Regions from separate parts of the Homo sapiens genome. Here region 1 is linked to region 2. Evidence: chromatin loops called from intact Hi-C (ENCODE). Cell type or tissue: endothelial cell of umbilical vein. All regions are shown on one strand. Each heading gives the region's core, and the rest is flanking DNA. Links, peaks and the distances in the headings are about the cores only.

Region 1 (8,858 bases), core at 410-8,409, 220 kb before region 2:
CAGTGTAGTTTATTAAAAGCATTATGGAAACTTGCCTCAAGTTAGAAAGAGCTTAGATGTCCAACAATAGAGTATTGTTAATATAATTTGGGGTATCAATAAAGTAAAATTATATACAGTCGTTAAGAATATGTTATAGAAAAAATATTGATCTGAAGAAAATATTTGCAAATTATTGAATATAAACATGAAACAAGGCATGTAACAGTATATATAAATTCTAGAGAAGGAACTATATACTCTTTGATTCAAAACTTTTGTTTCTGAGACTTTTAAGAAAATAAAAAAGAAAGGGTAAAAAGAACCCAAGTTCATCTTCATCTAAGAATTGTTTTTAGTAGCATAAAAATTAGAAACTGCAAGTCCAAAAATACGTGATTAAATTTCCATTTCCAATCAAGAAGCCTGACAAAAGACATTCAAAGTATATTATCTGACCACAATAGAATTAAATTAGAAATCAGTAAAGTAATCTGGACAAAACTCAAATATTTAGAAAGAAAATTACACACTGCTAAATAACCCATGAGTCAAAAAAGAAATAAACAAAAAATTAAGATTTTTAAAAACTGAATGAAAATAAAAAAGACATATGAAAATCTATTGTTTACGACTAAGGCAGTAATCATAAGGAAATTTTTGCTCTAAATATCTAAATTAAAAAAGAAGAAGTCTCAAGTCAATGACATCAGCTTCCACCTTAAGAAAAAAGAATTTCAAGTTCCTTAAAAGATACAAACTATTCTACTAAGCTCATTCATGAAGAAATAGATAACCTGAAGAGCACTATATCAATGAATGAAATTAAATTTAGAGCTTTAAAACTTTCCACGAAAATTCCATTTTCAGATGTCTTCACTGGTGAATTCTATGAAACATTTAAGGACGAAATAATAGCCTTGCAACCCAAACTCTTCCAGAAAATTGAAGTCTTCCCAACTCATTCCACGAGGCCAGCATTATTACATTAAAGCCAGAAAAAGATATTATAAGAAAACTACAGAACGTTATTCCTCACGAACGGAGAGACAACAATTCTTACCAAATTATAACAAATAAAATAATAAACAATTTATTAAAAGGATAATACATCATGACCAAGTCGGGTTTATCTCAGGGATGCAAGGTTAATTTAACATTTGAAAAACAATCAATGTAATTCACCATGTTGACAGACTGGGGAAAAAAAAAAAAGAGATGACGAAAAAGCATTTGACAAATGCCCAAAATCTAATCCCAATAAAAACAGTCAGCAAAATAGGAATAAAAGGAACAACCCCAACCTGATCAAGGGCATCTACGAAACTGTACTGTTAGCGTCTTATTAATGATGAAAGATGAAATGTTTTCCCCTAATATGAGGAAACAGGCAAGGATGTCTACTCTCTCCCTTCTATTCAACATTGTCCTGGAGGCTTTAGCCAGTCCAGCCAGTCAAGAAAAAGAAATAAGAGATATCCAGATTGGACATAAGAAAATAAAATTTTCTTTATCCACAGATGAAACGATCATCTACCTAGAAAACCCTATGGAATTTATATATATGTATTACATCTAATAAGTGAGTTTAACAAAGTTGGGAGATGCAAGATCAATATAAAAAATCAAGTCTGTTTCTATATACTAGGTACATACATACATACATAATTAAAATTAACATAATACCATTTATACTGGCATAAAAACATGCCATTAAATATGCATATTAGGGATAAATATGAAAAAAATGAACATGGCCTGTATATTGCAAACTAGCAAACATAATGAGAGAAATTAAAGTCTAAGTAAATAGAGATAAATGGCATGTGTTTGGATAAACATGACTAAAATATCAATTCTCCCTATTTGATCTACAGATATAATGAAATCCCAATTAAAATCTCAGCAGGCTCATCTGTAGATGTTGACAGCTAACTCTAAAATTCATGTGGAAATGCAAAGGGCATAGAATAGCCAAAACAACTTTTAAAAAGAAGAACTAAGTTATCTAACTTTTACTTCCTGTCTTCACATCTTGGTATAAAGTTACATTGATCAAAATTATGATATTCAATCAAGATAGACAAATAGGTCAATGAAATAGCCCAGCAATAGACCTATACTTACATAATTAACTGATTTTCAACAAAGACATAAAGGCAATTTAAAAATATGAGATCGTATAAATTATTTTGTATAGGATGCAGGTATTAAATTTTGCTATAAAAATGCACATGTCAACATATCGAGATTTTCCTGATATATTAAGAGAAGAGTATAGGGTCTTAAACAGTAGGTAAATTATTATTCTATTTTTTAACGGGATCTATATTTTTTCAAAAGGATGCATATATACACATACACATATACAATAAAAATAATAGTAAGAGCCTAGAATTTTTATAATTTTAGTTTTGCTTTTAGTGTTTTTGCTTCTATTTTGTTATTTATTTATAATAGACATGTACTATAATAAATGACAAAACCGAAACATTAAAATACTCTATAATTATTATATAAAATACAGTAAATATTGTTTTGGGGGAAAATTTATGTGTGTGGTATGAAGACTGAAAGATATATTCCAAATATTAACAAAGAGAGAGTTACAGATAGTCTTTTAGCTTTGTGTCTTCCTTGGTTTCCAAATATTTCACAGTGGGCACACTTGCTTTGAAAAATTATAAAGGCTATAAATATCATTTTTAAACTCTCAATAGTTCCATATAACCGTTGAGCTAAAGATCTAACTTCTTCATCTGACATGAAGATCGTACATGAACAACATGGCCCAATCTGACCTTCCTGCCTTTCCTCTGTCCCCACGCGAGTGCCCCCATTCTCCGCCTCATCACATCCTTCTGCTGACTCACCCACACTTCCTCTCCTCACTCCATTGCATTGCTGCCTCCACCCATCCTGCCGTCCGCTCGTACTTGGGCTGTGCTTCCCCCTCTGTGTCTGCCCACGTCACACCAACCTTTGAAGTCAAGTTCCTGCTGTCTGAAATTCTTCTGAGAAATGCCTTTATCAAGTTCCATCTCTAAATTCCTAGGGTTCTTCTGTCTCTCCCACGTGTTTGAAACCTAACCATATATGAGTTAAAGTATAAGCAAGTTTGAGATTGCAGGAGAGCCTATTTGATTCCACTGCCGTAATTGTACTTGATGTACATATTTACCCTATGCTAAAGAGGCTTAAGATTCTAGAACTGGATTGTTGGATCTTAAATCTTGGCTTTATAGAAAAGAACAAGATCATGTCTTTGCGGGAACATGGGTGGAGCTGGAGACCATTATCTTTAGCAAACTAATGCAGGAACAGAAAACCAAATACCACACGTTCTTACTTATAAGCTAAATGATACAAACCCATGGATACAAAAAGAAAGGAACAACAGACACTGGGGCCTACTTGAGGGTGAAGGTTGGGAGGAGGGAGAGGAACAGAAAAAATAACTATTGGATACCGGGCATAGTACCTGGCTGATGAAATAATCTGTACAACAAACCCCTGTGACCCGAGTTTACCTATGTAACAGACTTGCACATGTACCCCCGAACCTAAAATAAAAGTTAATCAAACAGGAAAAAAAAATCTTTTTCTTTTTTTTTTTTTTTTGAAAAGGAGTCTTGCTCTGTCGCCCAGGCTGGAGTGCAGTGGCGCGATCTTGGCTCACTGAAAGCTCCGCCTCCCGGGTTCACGCCATTCTCCTGCCTCAGCCTCCCGAGTAGCTGGGACTACAGGCGCCCACCACCACGCCCGGCTAATTTTTTATATTTTTAGTAGAGACGGGGTTTCACCGTGGTCTCGATCTCCTGACCTCGTGATCCGCCTGCCTCGGCCTCCTAAAGTACTGGGATTACAGGCGTGAGCCACCATGCCCGGCCGAAAAAGAATATCTTGATCTTACTAGTTAATAGCTGTTGGTCTTGGGACAAAGTGTTTCACTTCTGTCTTAGATTTCTCTTTTAAGAATTGAGCATAAGAGAATTTATATCATAGAGTTGTTGCAGAGATTAAATAAATACTACCAAAAAGCATTCAGAATATTACCTGGTACATACTAGGCACTCAAATGATGTTAGCTATGCTAATATACCTATTGTTATCATTATCATCATACCTTAAGAACCAAGACTCAGTCATGTGTACATTTGGAGAACCCAGAAGTTTAGAGGCTCTTTAGGAAGCATTCTGAAATTTGGCTTCCTCATGTTTCATCCCCTTAGTTAATCTAAGCTTCCATACGTTATCTCTCTTAAAGAAGTATTTAGATGGCAAATAAAGTATTTAAATAGCAAAATTAATTTAGAGCTAATGTTTTGAGTGAAAATTGAATTTCCAATTGCAAAGCCCAATTTCGGCCACTAGGTGGCTATAAAACACTAGCGCGCTCTCTCTCTCTCTCTCCCTCTCTCTCTCTCTCTCTCTCTCTCTCTCTCTCTCTCTCTCTCTCTCTTTCTATATATATATATATATATATATATATTTTTTTTTTTTTTTTTTTTTTTTTTTTTATGGAGATGGAGTCTTACTCTGTTGCCCAGGCTGGAGTGCAACGGTGCGAGGCTCACTGCAACCTCCGCCTCCCGGGTCCAAGCAGTTCTCCTGTCTCAGCCTTCCGAGTAGCTGGGATTACAGGCACGTGCCACCACACCTGGCAAATTTTTGTATTTTTGGTAGAAACAGGGTTTCACCATATTGGCCAGGCTGGTCTTGAACTCCTGACCTCAGGTGATCTGCCCACCTCGGCCATCTAAAGTGTTGGGATTACAGGCGTAAGCCATTGCGCCCGGCCAACACTAGCTATAATTTTTTAATCACCAAGAAATTTTTGTATTTTAAACAAACGTTCAGTATTGCTTAAGTCATATTTTCTCCTTCAGCAAATAGAAAGACAGGAGAGAAAGCGAACTAGGAGTCACAACTCTTCCTCTTAGAGCCCAAGGGGCTTGTCAGAAGAGGTAGGCAGTGTTTCTGAGGACCTCCATAGCCTGCCTGCACACCCAGACAACAAGAAACCTGGCAAAGGTAGTGTTGTGTAAGAGGTACTGCTTACCTGACATGTGCACTCTGGATACGGCGAATATTGGTCTTTCCACCCCAATGCTACCTAACAATAGATAACTCCAGCCTCCCTCTGGCTAACTGTTCTGTTGGTGGTGGACAGTGAATGCTATAGACTAACACAATTGGGACACAGGCTGAAGCAGGAAGATGAAGGCAGAAGAAAGGCTGGTTGCTGGGGAGGTTGTCAGAGACTCATCCAGCAGCCTGTGCAAGTTTAAGAGAAGGCCTAAGTGCCTATGGGGTCAGTGCTCTAATTTACGAATACAAAATATTTTTAGTCTCTGTATCTGCAGGTCCTAAACGTTTGGGTTTGAATTATAGGGTTGGTGACTGTATTTAAAGTTTTCTGATATATTCTCCTGGAGATGGCTGTCACCAGTCATTTCGTGCTCAGGAATAACTCTGTTTGCATGTGCAGGAAGAATGTCTCTGTAGCTCTTGCTGCTGCCTCTGCCTGGCACAGCTGTAGAGATGGAGAGAGAATCACATTCCATCTCCCTTTTGTTAGAGGAGAGAAGAGAAAGTAACTTCCAGATAGAGACCAAGTCTCCAACTGGTCTAAACGTGGACTCTATTCTTCTTCCTATAATACTACAAAGTGTTCTCTATAAATGAAACTTCTCAGAGGCTTTTTAAAAAATGTGGTAAACTATATAAAACATAAAATTCACCGTTTTAACTATTTTTAAGTGTACAACTTAGTGGTATTTAGTACAAAGTTGTGCAACCATCACCACTATCCATTTTCAGGACTTTTTCATCATCCCAAATAGAAACTCTGTGTGCTAGTTATTAAACAATAGTTCCCCATTCCTCCTTTCCTGAGGGAGGGTTATTTTTAAGCTGTTTTGGTGCCCATAAAGTCGGTGGCTATGTTCACACCTCTTTTTAAGCACTTTAACATTTCATTTATTTAAAGAATATTTACTAGGCAACTCTACTGAATGAAATATTAGGAATAGATTATCCAATAAATACCAATTCTTTTCGCAAAGGAGCTTGCAATGAATTGAGAAAGAGACATAAATAAATGATGTCAGTGCAGTGTGGTGAATGCTATGATAGAGAAAGGCAAAAAGAAAACTGGCAAGAGATCTAGCTTTTGTAGAACACAAACTGTCAGACTGCACCAAGTACTCACCCACTTTGTTTCTCTTCACAACAGTCCTGTGAAGTGGCTACCATTATCACATTTTACAGGTAAAAAATCTGAAACCTCAAATGATCATGCAAGTTGCCCATGGATACTCAGGGTATAGTTTAGAGAGGTCAAGCACTAAACAAATAAGGAGTTATGGGTTCTTAGCCAGGCATGGTGGCACATGCCTGAGGTGGGAGGATCTTTTGAGCACAGGACCTGGAAGCTACAGGGAGCTATGATCGTGCCACTGTACTCTAACCTGGGTGACAGAGCAAGATCTTGTCTCAGGAAAAAAGTTATGGATTCTAATCCATCTAATCCAGACTGTATAATTGACAAACTTCGTGCATTTAGGTTTTTTCCTACAGTTCTGTGGGCCTAATTTCCCTCTATAGAATGGCAGAGCTATACTACTACAAGACGCCTTAGGATTTTTTTCTTCAAGAAGATGGGAAGGAGTGAGTGGACATTGAAGAGTTCTCATCACAGATCTAAAGAAGAAACAAACTGAAGAAAATTCTGCACCTTTAGACTCAGTGTCAGGAGTACCCCAGAACAGAGATCCCATTATGCTGAGTGGAGTGGGGCTTTGGGATCACAGATATGAGACCTCTAAATAAATCTCAGGCATTAAGAACTGCTTTGGAGACAGGCTGGACTTGGTCTGATAAGTTAATATCTTCCACAAAATTTATGTTTTCTGCCTAAATTTTTCGTTATTCTTATTCCCTATTAAGACAGTTAACCAGCTCTACTTTCTAACCCCAGGGAAGGACTGTAGCAGGGTGATTTGTACTCAGAGCTACTTGCCTCACAGACTGTATGCAGGGAACAGAGGGAAATGCAGTACAACAAGAGTGAGAATGTAGATCTTAAATAAGAGTCTTCCAGACTGGGAGGGAGAGAGTAGAAGGCAATGGATGGGATTCTCAGAAGCAGGATCTGAATCCTGGTACTGCCAATGAAGTAGAGGTGAAAAATCTTCAGATACAAATGCACACAAGGCTGCTGTAGGCAGGCAGGATGGTAGCCTCACAGATGTAGCAAATATGTCTAGATCTAGATCTCCACAAATACATAGTAAAATATGATGTTTCCAGGTCTTCACCAATGCTGTGCTTTCTGCTTGGAAAGGTCCCCTCTGTTTGTCTATTTGTTGACTCTCTATTGTCAAAGCAAAATTGTACCACACAAAGTGAAACAGGCAAGGAAGACTTTCTTCAAGGCTACTGCAATAGGGAGTGAGACCAGAACGAAGTCTGAACTCAGGAGGTATTTTAAGAGCTGAGGTGAGCTAGTAGAAAAATACTGGAGGATGTTTGAAGGAGATTTATCAATGGGATATGTCTAGCAAATTGAGTTATTTAAGTTTGCAAATGGTTTTCTTGGTGATTAGTTCACCCGAGCTTACTAATTGTCTCCATGGAAGTTAGGCTCTTATTCTCCCACAGAGACTGGAAGATAGGGCACAGTTTCCTTGATGATTACATTTCAGTGGAATGGCTCCAAGGTCCTTGAGAAGGACAGTTCTGAGTTGTACAATTGGCAAGGGGCTTTTTAAAAGATTTATATCTCAAAGGGGGCAGATAAATAACTTACAAATATTCTAAAGTCAATGTTCTAAGAAGGAGAGGTCAAGGGCCTAGAATCAGAAAGAAACATGTCTAAAGTTTAGTCAAGCTGAAGGGAATATTAAAGCCATCTTGTAAATTCCATCTTTAGTCATAGAAAATGTGGCCCACTTTCTGATTCTCTTTCCTTCTCCTATACCCAATATTGTATTCCAACATCTACAGAAACTCTGATTCTTGTTCATACATTCAACTCCAATGTATGGAACTAAACTGCAAGTATCAATTTATATATTTAAGACATTTAAGGAAGAGACAATGTCTTTTTTCATCACTTAGTTCAATGATGATTGCATGGTTGAAAATGCAGAATAAATATTTGTTAAAATAAACTAAATCTTAGTAACTTATACAGGCTATTTTGACTACTCTCACTATTCGACCTTTCCGTGAAACTGGCCAATTTTATCACTTTTCCCCCATCCATCTATCACATATAACTTGTTTTCCTGTTTGTTTGCTTTGTTTTGTTAATTTGAATAGTTTACAAACGTCCTTAATTTAAGTGACCAGAATTCTAATGTTATGTACTACTACTTAGTTTAAGCTCAGTTCAAAGACTGGGTGATTTTTGGCCAAATTCTCACCATTGTGACAGTAAGTTTTCTACTTTCTCTTTTAGTAACACCCATGGATGGTAAGAACAAAGAAGAACCTTCATGAGTGCTTTGATGGTAGCTCCTGGAAAAGTAGTTTGAGTAATAAAGTAGCTCCCAATTGCTCATCAGCTGAAAAACCAACTGCCCTTTATATAGTTCTACCATTATTTCTATACAGGCAGAGCCTTTGTTTTCACATGGTGAAGGAAAACCTTGAAGACATGGTTTGCATTGATTTCAAATTCCTCTTAAAATGACTCTAACAGGAGGAAATATTCTTTTGGTCTGAGTTATTCTGAATTGTATCTGTTTTGATTACATCTACCAGACAATTTTAGTTAGCTCTTAGCAGTAATCTTATTTAGCCATCCAGATGGCTGAAAATACCATGCCAACATCCTTTTCCTATTGTATTGTTGACTAGACACAGCCTAT
Region 2 (8,858 bases), core at 506-8,505:
CCAGGAGAAAAAGCACAAGAATAAAGCTTGGATACAAATCTTATAAGTAATATCTAAGAGCCTTTCCAAACAATGGGAAAAAAATAAAGCAGCCTTTTTAAAACTTGGTTTGAGATTATGCAGTTGTGAGTGAACAATAATAAAGCAAAGGCCACAATACAAGATAGTTGCTCTCTTTAGTGAAGAAAAAAAAAAAAATCAGCCTTTGTTAGCTTGCAGCAAAAAGGCCCCTCAGGCATTTAAGCACTGCATAAGCTTTTCTTTGCCCCTGTGACCTCAAGAAATATATTAATTCAAGAAATATGTTAATAAAATCTTTTACCTCCCTGGAGTGGAACCAGAATAAATATTTACTTAACACATCTGAGTTCTAAGTCTGGCCCACCTTATTCCATTATATAAATTGGTTTTAATTTGTAACTAAGAAATTAGGAATATGACATCTTGTGATGTTTCTCCGACTTTTAAGATATATTAAGAATTTAAAAAGAAAGAACAAACTTGAATACTAATTCTATATTATGCCCCAGCACACCAAACTGCACTTGTGAATTTTAGAATGGTATTATTCACCACAATTGAGAGTAAAAGCTGTTGATATGCTTTCTAATACTAGACATCTGGAGTAGCAGGGCTTTTTCCAAGCACATTCCAAGGTTAATAGGAAACATCTAGACTTGCTTTTATTAGCTGGTTTGAATAATTTTAAGTTTGCTATGCCGAGTTTCACCTTCAAATAACTATATGAAGTTTAATTTCTAGTCACCAAGAATGCTATGTTTTCTTTCCTTCTGTCCAAAAATTACTGTGCTATCCACTAAAATCTTATGAAAATTTTCCCCCAACAACATGAAAGAATAATTATTCAAAAATACGATTTCTTTTGTTAAAGCCTTCAGTTAAGGGCTGATGAGGTAAGTATTTATTTAGACATAGGATTTTGGATTTTTCTTGGTCTGGGTGGATGAGATAGTTAGTTGCTTTGAAGAGTCTGAAGCGATTTCAAAGCATTCCTCTTGTTGACATGTGCAAGACAGAGCTTTCCAGAAAGTCTGCATTTTCCCCCGAAGTGCTCATTCCAAAAGAAACTATTCACTCTTTCCATCAATGTATCCTCTTCTACTGGTAGCTGCAAACCCTTCAGCATTTAGCTAAAGTTATTTCACAATTCAATGCTTGTCTTGCACTGTCCTGGTCATTTAAAAACTGGTATCTCTTCAATAGCAAATAGTATCATAACAGACCACTAAATTTGGAGGGAAAGTGGTTTCTATTGCAGATGGATGTAATTAAAATTGGTGTAAATCACAGGGTACAGAATTCTTATCTGGTAAGAATTCTGACTTTTTTTTAAAGAAGAAAAAATATATCCAGATCTGTATCCACATGCTATTTAAATGCTCAGGACAAAAAGAAGCCACTAAGAGGCTTCTAAGAAAACTGTCAGAAAACTAAAAGTACAAGAGGAATGGAATAGGGTTAGAATGGATATGCCCCTGCACACCACCTGGGTTTTCAACCCCTCTGGGTGGAGCCAAGTCTGATTAAGTAGAGGGCTTCTCTCTGATGAGGGATTCAGTCCGGCAGTACCATGTGAGGCAGAGAAGACTGAAGGGAGGAGCTCCCAACCCAAACAGATGTGTTTCAGGGCTAGTTGTCACCCAAGAAACACAGGCTTCAAGAGTTGTGAAAATCCAAACTAGAGGCTTAAGTTCCCTAGAAAAAGAATCATCGGTAGTTTAATATGAAAAAGGTAGTAGTGGAAACTCAGGCTTTCATTCCAAATTCTGACTGTATTCTCCAACAAGAGAAGACCTCAACCATAGATTTTTCCCCTCAGTCTTTCTTCCATTGTAAACCAAACACCACAACTATACTTCTCCAAAAGAAGGGAACTATGAGCAATAAACAGGAGTAGTTGGAACCCACAGAGACAGAGTATGTAAATTCGGGAACCCACAGTTTTCTGTAGAAATGCATAGTACAATCCACTATAATGTTTTGTTAACTTTGGGCAGGTTTTCCAGGTGCACTCATTTAATCTTCACAATGTTACCACAAGGAAGAAATAAACCCAAATATATATAAAGCGCTGGCAACAGGATCAGGCACATAAGTAAGCAGATCTGTGTTAGCTACTATTATCATCATCGTCACCATTTTACAGATGAGAACACTGAGGGAGAATAGTCAGGGAACCTGCCCAAGGTCTCCAGTGTTCATGTGTTGCTACAGTCCTGGAGGAAAGACCAGTCTTAGAGTAACAACTTTGGCTTGGCCACATTAAGACTTTGGATCTAATTAAACCCAAGCAATACTAGTAACCACAGTTTTTTTCTTTTTTCAATGTTCCCTGGAAGGAAATGTCCAGCACAATATAAATATGTAGCATCATTGCAGCTAATAACAAAACGCATTTGCTGAGAAACCAGATTGTTTTATATGACCCCCAAATGAACTCTCAAACAGTTCCTTCTCAGATGGCTACCAATGGACAATCTAATTCAGTATAGCTTTCTCTTTCATCAACTGCATTTGAAATCCTGTTCACTATAACTTTGCTTTTCGAAATGTTAACTCAATTTAAAAACAAACTGCTTAGTTAAAAAATATTTTATCAATGATCTGCAGACACACAAACCATATACTGCATAAAAATATGAAGTGTTTTTGTTCCTCTCAGTTGAAGAATATAAACACTTTTCAGACAAGAGAGGCAGTATATAAACTACTAAGAATGATAAATTCAGGAAGAAAAATAAATTTAACCAGACTCCATCTGGAAACCTTTAATTAATGTATTAGAAATCCAGCCAGTTCTAAAGATGGACAAATGGAAAGATGCAGATGGGGCAACAAACTAATTATTAACATCCTAAAGGTATCAAATAGCAAATAATTAGGTATGCTGTATTTGATCCTCATATTGCAGGTAGAGTACTGTATTCAATCACAGTCAAAGATGTAGTGACCCTCTGACTTCATCTAAACAACATAATAGCTCATCAATTTAGTAAAAATTCACAATGATTATCAGATGAATTGTTTCTATGATGCAAAGAACAAATTTAATTGGATTTCTGATTGAATTGATTGATTATGCCAGTGTAGACAGTCAAGCCTCATATAGTAAAATTAAAGTTCAAAAAGTGGTTATCATTTTTTTTTAAAAAAAGGAAAAACAGGTTTAATAAAGATTAAATGAAAAGATGTGGAGACTTGTCTCCCAGACCTTGATAACAAGATCAAAACAATTTAAGATTCTATTATCAAGAAGTAAAAAAAATATGCAAGGCCAGGGCATTTCATGGTATATATTTAGACCCAAGACTCCACAGGGCAGTAAGAAATGGAGACTCAGTTCTGGTCCACAGCATCCAGGCTTTGGAAAAGTTAAATCCAATTAATAAAGGACTAAAATTGTGAAGATAAGGGCTCAGAGATATGGACAGAATTTTTGATCCTATATTAACTAAATTGGCTAGGTATATAATCTCAATTACCCAGTCAATAAAGACATATTTACTAAGTACATTCTGCAGGTATTGAATATTTCATAGGCAGTTTTTAATCCTATACAATTAGCATCTTATCAAAGAGTAAGTCCCATTAGTTTGGGCTGGAAATATCAAAGTAGCAAAGAAAATACTTTTACAAAAAGATTTTTTCAAACTAAGCCACCAAATCCCCGGAAGTCTACTCAGGAAAGGGGTGGGCTAGTTCATATGATTTATCTATTCAAATTCTAATTCTGTTAACAACACAACTGAAATTCCGATATTGCATGCTTTTAAACGGTGGGTACATTCCCTGCACAGCATTCATTCTTTAAGCTACTATTAACTGAGTTCCTCTGATGCAGAAGGCACTAGGTTAAGTGTTCAACCATGTGCTGCCTAACCCACATGGCGCACTCATCTACTGACACTCAACAATGTCTGGCAAATGAGCACAAGAACAGACTTTGACATCATGGTCCCAATGAGCCTTCTGGGTGGCTTTCACTAGGATGACTGAGTGGGAGGCATGAAACAGTACTTCGTGGAGGAAATAGTTAATATCAAACCCTTACTTGGGTCATGTTTATAAGCACCTTAGTCAATAAGTTTTATCCATATAAATACTGACTAGTTTTCCCTTGATAGTCTGAAAGTTGGCTGGCAAAGAAGCAGTATCTTCTCCTAATTTCTACTCTTTCCTGTCCAAGAATAAGTTATATATCAGACACCAACTTTATCCAATGAAAGCGTCCTCAGGATGCCTGGACCCGTTTTAAACAAAACAACTTTTGTAGATTTCTCCTTGTTCAGCCACTGGACTGTAGTACTTTTCCCTGCTGGAAATGTATCAAACTCAATTCAGCAGGAAGGCTGTTACCTGCTCCAGTAATCAAAGGACATGGTGTGTGATGGTGATCTGAGTAAGAGCTGGGATGGGGGAGAGAAGAGCTGGAGCTGGCAGCCACAGCAAAACTTCTGTGCACATTATGAGTCTCCCTGTTGTTTTAATTACCTATTGGTGAGTCTTTGGCTTGGCATTTTTATTGGCAACAACTACTTGGCTACTCCCCCTTCCTTTTCAATCAATGGCTCTGGTTCCCAAATTTCAGTGAAAAGGGGCAGACAGACCTTCCTTTCATGCCACGTTCTCTTATGTTATTTACTCCTTCTCCTTCTTGAATATAAGTTATATTTATATTTTGCTCCATGAAAATAAGGAGGAACACTGAACCAAGCAGTCTAAAATCAGGGATTTAAAAATATCTCTAGCTAGATTATCATAACACTTTCAAGGCAAAAAGCTTAGATTAGAAACCATTCTAAGGTCATAATGGGCAACAATTTCACTTTAAAAGATTTCATTACCCTGTGAAACCAGGGCAGATTTGGTCTACTGTCATGACTGCCTCAGTCAGACTATTGAGACAAACTGTGCTGCCCGCTGGAAAAGCACCATTAATACCCTCACGCATAGTGGCGCCCCACAGCCAGTGTTGTGGATAAGATGTGTGCCACTACCCTAAAGTGATATTCCTTTTTTATCAGACCATACCAACCTAGCTTTCTGGATTCTCAGGACCTCTTCTGCCCAAAGGAGTGCAAAAGAATGGAACACAGAATTTTAGGAGTCATTTTTGTAGTGTGCTTAGATCTCACTTAACTCTTCCCCCTTACTTCCCAAACATTTGAGCCTTCTAAAATGTTCACTGAAAGCCTCTTTTCAGTAGTAAATTGTTCATCAGTGCCTGTTCATTTCATTTCCCGGAATGCCTGACTTATAACCAAGCTATCACAGCAGTGCAGTGTCCGGCCATGACTCATTGTATGATACCAAAGTGGGCAACCTGGTCCTGCCCAGAAATAACAGATTGTCATGTATCCATGACCACTGACTCATTCATTTATTCCGCAGACAGTTGTTGATCACTGAGGATGTGCCAGATCCTAGTTAGGTATGGGAGCACAGATTAGACTGGTTCATGGTGTGGGATCTATTCCAAGGTCTCATTAGGAAATGTCAGTGAAGGTTAGAGTTTCCTTTCACTTTGTAGAAAGAGAACACCAAACCACTTTGTAGAAAGAGAACACCAATTTCTCTACAATTTCATTACTGAAAGTTCTCTCTCAGTAATGAAACTTTTCTACATCTGAATTCACCATCCCACTGGTAGAGGAAATGGAAAAAAAAGGCATCACAGCCTCAACTGCTACCAAAAAGGGAAAGGTGTTGCTCAGTTACTAAGTGGTCAATATTCTTCTATCAAGTATACAACCTCGGAGGGTAGAAAAACATGCAGAAATAAGCCAGCCGCAAGAAGAAAGTTAAACATGTGATAAGTATACAGAGGAACATAAGAAGATTCCTGCTGAATGTACTATGGTGTTTCATAGAGGAGTTGCCATTCAAATTCAGTCTTGAAGAATGGCTTTATTTTGTCAGGAGGTGTATTCCTTCTAGAATCAAGATAAGCAAAGGCACAGAAAGAGGGAATCCTGGGGCAGTTGAGAATAAGAAGTAGCCTGCTCCCTCTAAGAAAATACAATCCACTATGGCTAGAAATAAAGGATTAATTCATATAGTTCCTGGCTTATCTGTCAAGCCGCAGAAATAAAACTTTGGAAGTTCTAAACATAGCAGGTGAAAAAAAATTACTTGAAGGTATGAGGTGGAGAAGGCATAAAGAATTCAAGGAGCAATGCTTACCTATGTCACTTTTACTGAGAGATTTACAGACAAGTACCACCTCATCTAAAGGGGTTAAAAGAGCTAGTCACATCATTTCATGTTGAAAATCTTGCAGCTGATGCATTCCAAGGTAACATTCTGTGCTATTTATAAGAGATTGCAGGAAAAAAAAAAAATCCCTCTTGGACTTGGCTTTACTCGATTTTCGTCTATCATGTGAGGAGATTCTCTTTGGTTGGTCACCACACTACTGACTACATTAGTAACAGCATGTAGGCCTCAAATTGTAAACAATTTTATTGTGATGACATAAGCGTTGGCTTACATTTTCAATAAGTATGGTTAATCGGGAAGAAATGGAAAGAGAAAAGCAGCTAGGTACATGGGGGTGCAACTGATTAGCACATGCCAGCACCCAGTCAGCCTCACAGGAGGGAAGCATGATCTTTCTATCGGGGAGCTTGCAAGGCAGCAACATACTCTCTGGCCAAGCAGACACTGCTGAACCTGCTGGGATCTGCCAATGAAAGTGCTGCCAGTTTCTCAAGAAAAGGATAAGCATGCTCCCTTTTCCCTTCCCAGTTCCTTCTAGCTAGAGACCTTTCTTCTCTCCACCATTCCACCCCAGCCTAAGGGGAGTGAGAGGGAGCAATAAAGTAAGCTGTACCTTTAACCAGAAAGTGTAAGTGAGTGAGTGTGTGTGTTCTTTCCTGTTAAGCACAATCAAAAGGCAAAGAACCTGAGACAGGTTGGTAACCTGAGTGAGAGCCCTGGGCCATCTCTAAGATGCCTGCTCAGGGGCTTCCTATTGCTTAGCACATCAAGTCCTTGACTTCTAGGTCTAGTTTTTGAGGTCTGTCCTTGACAGCACAGAGGTCCTAAACAAGGAGGAAGATCTCCCCTATGATAGTAAAAAGGTACTATGCTTACTCTTGCAAGCCTAACTCTCTAATGCACTCCTTTTATCTGGAATACTCCTCTCTCTCATCTAAATCTACCCAAATATTCTTAAGTCTTCACTCACTCAATATAAGGACTGGTCCTAAGTCCTAGAAATAAAAAGCTTAATAAAAGCATAGTACTTACTCTCAAGGAGCAAATAGTCCACTTCTAGTTTCAAATTTTGTGCCAACTCCAATCGTTAATGGCGCCCTGGAACACTGTATTGAGGATTTTGAAATCATACTCAAGCTGAATAATAACGAGTGTCAAGGTTGATTAGCAATGTCTCCCACAGGTATAAAAGTTAGTGATGGAGATAGCCATATTCTTGCTATTTCTGGCTCCAGCTTAATTTCTACCTTCTTAATATAAGTTTTCCACTATCCCCAATCCCCAGTCCTCACTAACATCACTCGTACCATTTAGCACTAGATTATATTGTTTTACATTGTTAAGTTTGCTGCACATCACAGAATCACAGAAATAGCTTCTACTGAACTAAGTGAAGGCTAGAAAGTTCCAATACTGGGAGTAAAGCTCCTCTTGGGTCCAGGCTGCAGGAAAAGCTGCTGTGAGCTTTAAATACCATAGCTGGATCCAACCCAGAGAGATGGCATCGCACCACACTGCCGGAGTGTGGCTCTGGAAGCTGGGAAAGGTTAGCCATTGCAAGTCACGTTCTTTTGGCAAGTGCCACACTTTATGGTTTCACCGCACTTTGTTTTATCCCTTTAATAATGGAAAATAATTTTCTGTGTAAACTAAAATTGCATTCATTTCGGCTTCCTACCTCTTTTAAAAAAGAGGTTAAGGATACAAATTACTTCTAGTTCACAAAAACTAAACACGATTAAATCATTAAGAATGAATTAAAAAAATTCAACTTAATAGATGTTAATATGCATAGATGAAATATTTGTTGAGCTTCTACCATGTACTTAATACTTTACCAAGCACTATATGAAGTTTATAAAACCTTCTGGGGCCTATAATTTAGTTGAGCAAGGAAAGAAATGCATATGATCCAACTAACAAATAATCGCACCCTGGTTAATACCATGGTATTACTACTAATAACTGAAGTGATATTTAGAATTTAGCTGAGAGCCGTGTTAATGCTTAAGTCCCAAACCATTAGGGCTGTTAATACTTTTGCACTAACAGATCAATTTCAGGATCACTGCTATTTTTTAAACCATTGAAATGAACTATTCTTGAAGCTCTTCCTAGGTACAAAATATATTCAGAAAAATCTATTTCAAATAAATTTACACCCAATAAATATTCTTAGCAATCATAATTTCTACAGATGTGGACTAAGAATTTATGATTAACCTGCTATCCAGTACAAAGTAGAGGAGCCTTTAAAATTGATATATTGTAATATATCTTTACCAACCAAGATGACATAATCCAAGTACATTCAGTACATTTTCCTCTGGTATATTCAAATTGGATTTGCTGGTACGATTTCCTTATCCCTAGTTTTTTCTTGTATAACACGGGAATTATACAGATAATTCAGGCAAATCCTTCACTCCTACATCACTCCAGCAACATTTGGAATTACCAAGATGAATCAGACAAAATCAATTTTTTGAGCATAATTATTCAGATAATTATTTCAACCCTCCATTTCACTTTGGCTATGAGGATATGGCCTTAAAAGACTTTCCAACCAGGAACAGCACTAATTAAAAAAAATGTAGGACCACGAAGTTACGCCAAGG

The links. A loop is a pair of places that touch in the nucleus more often than their neighbours do. Peaks named below come from ENCODE experiments on the same cell type or tissue, not always from the same donor. Only the 100,000 strongest peaks of a DNase experiment are listed, where the experiment ranks them.
Region 1: a loop joins it to region 2, with 4 times the contacts of the local background. A loop is called at or near these places in 12 of 110 quality-filtered maps.

The regions. Positions count from the first base shown.
Region 1 is chr5:111,527,562-111,536,419 of GRCh38, forward strand. The region is part of intron 1 of STARD4-AS1 (STARD4 antisense RNA 1); the gene reads left to right. It overlaps LOC124901042 (a long non-coding RNA gene), which reads left to right and starts at 5,748. Exons shown (of 2, transcript XR_007058899.1): 1 at 5,748-8,858. RefSeq lists enhancers at 2,483-3,682, 2,931-2,980. In endothelial cell of umbilical vein, for the core only: a CTCF peak has its summit at 4,313 (motif pointing right); DNase peaks (open chromatin) are centred at 2,900 and 4,320; H3K27ac peaks cover 2,236 bases.
Region 2 is chr5:111,743,080-111,751,937 of GRCh38, forward strand. All of the region lies in intron 2 of NREP (neuronal regeneration related protein), which reads right to left. Among named protein-coding and RNA genes, the nearest start is that of NREP, 9.7 kb to the right of the region's middle. In endothelial cell of umbilical vein, for the core only: no CTCF peak of the experiment used is centred there; a DNase peak (open chromatin) is centred at 5,352; H3K27ac peaks cover 1,835 bases.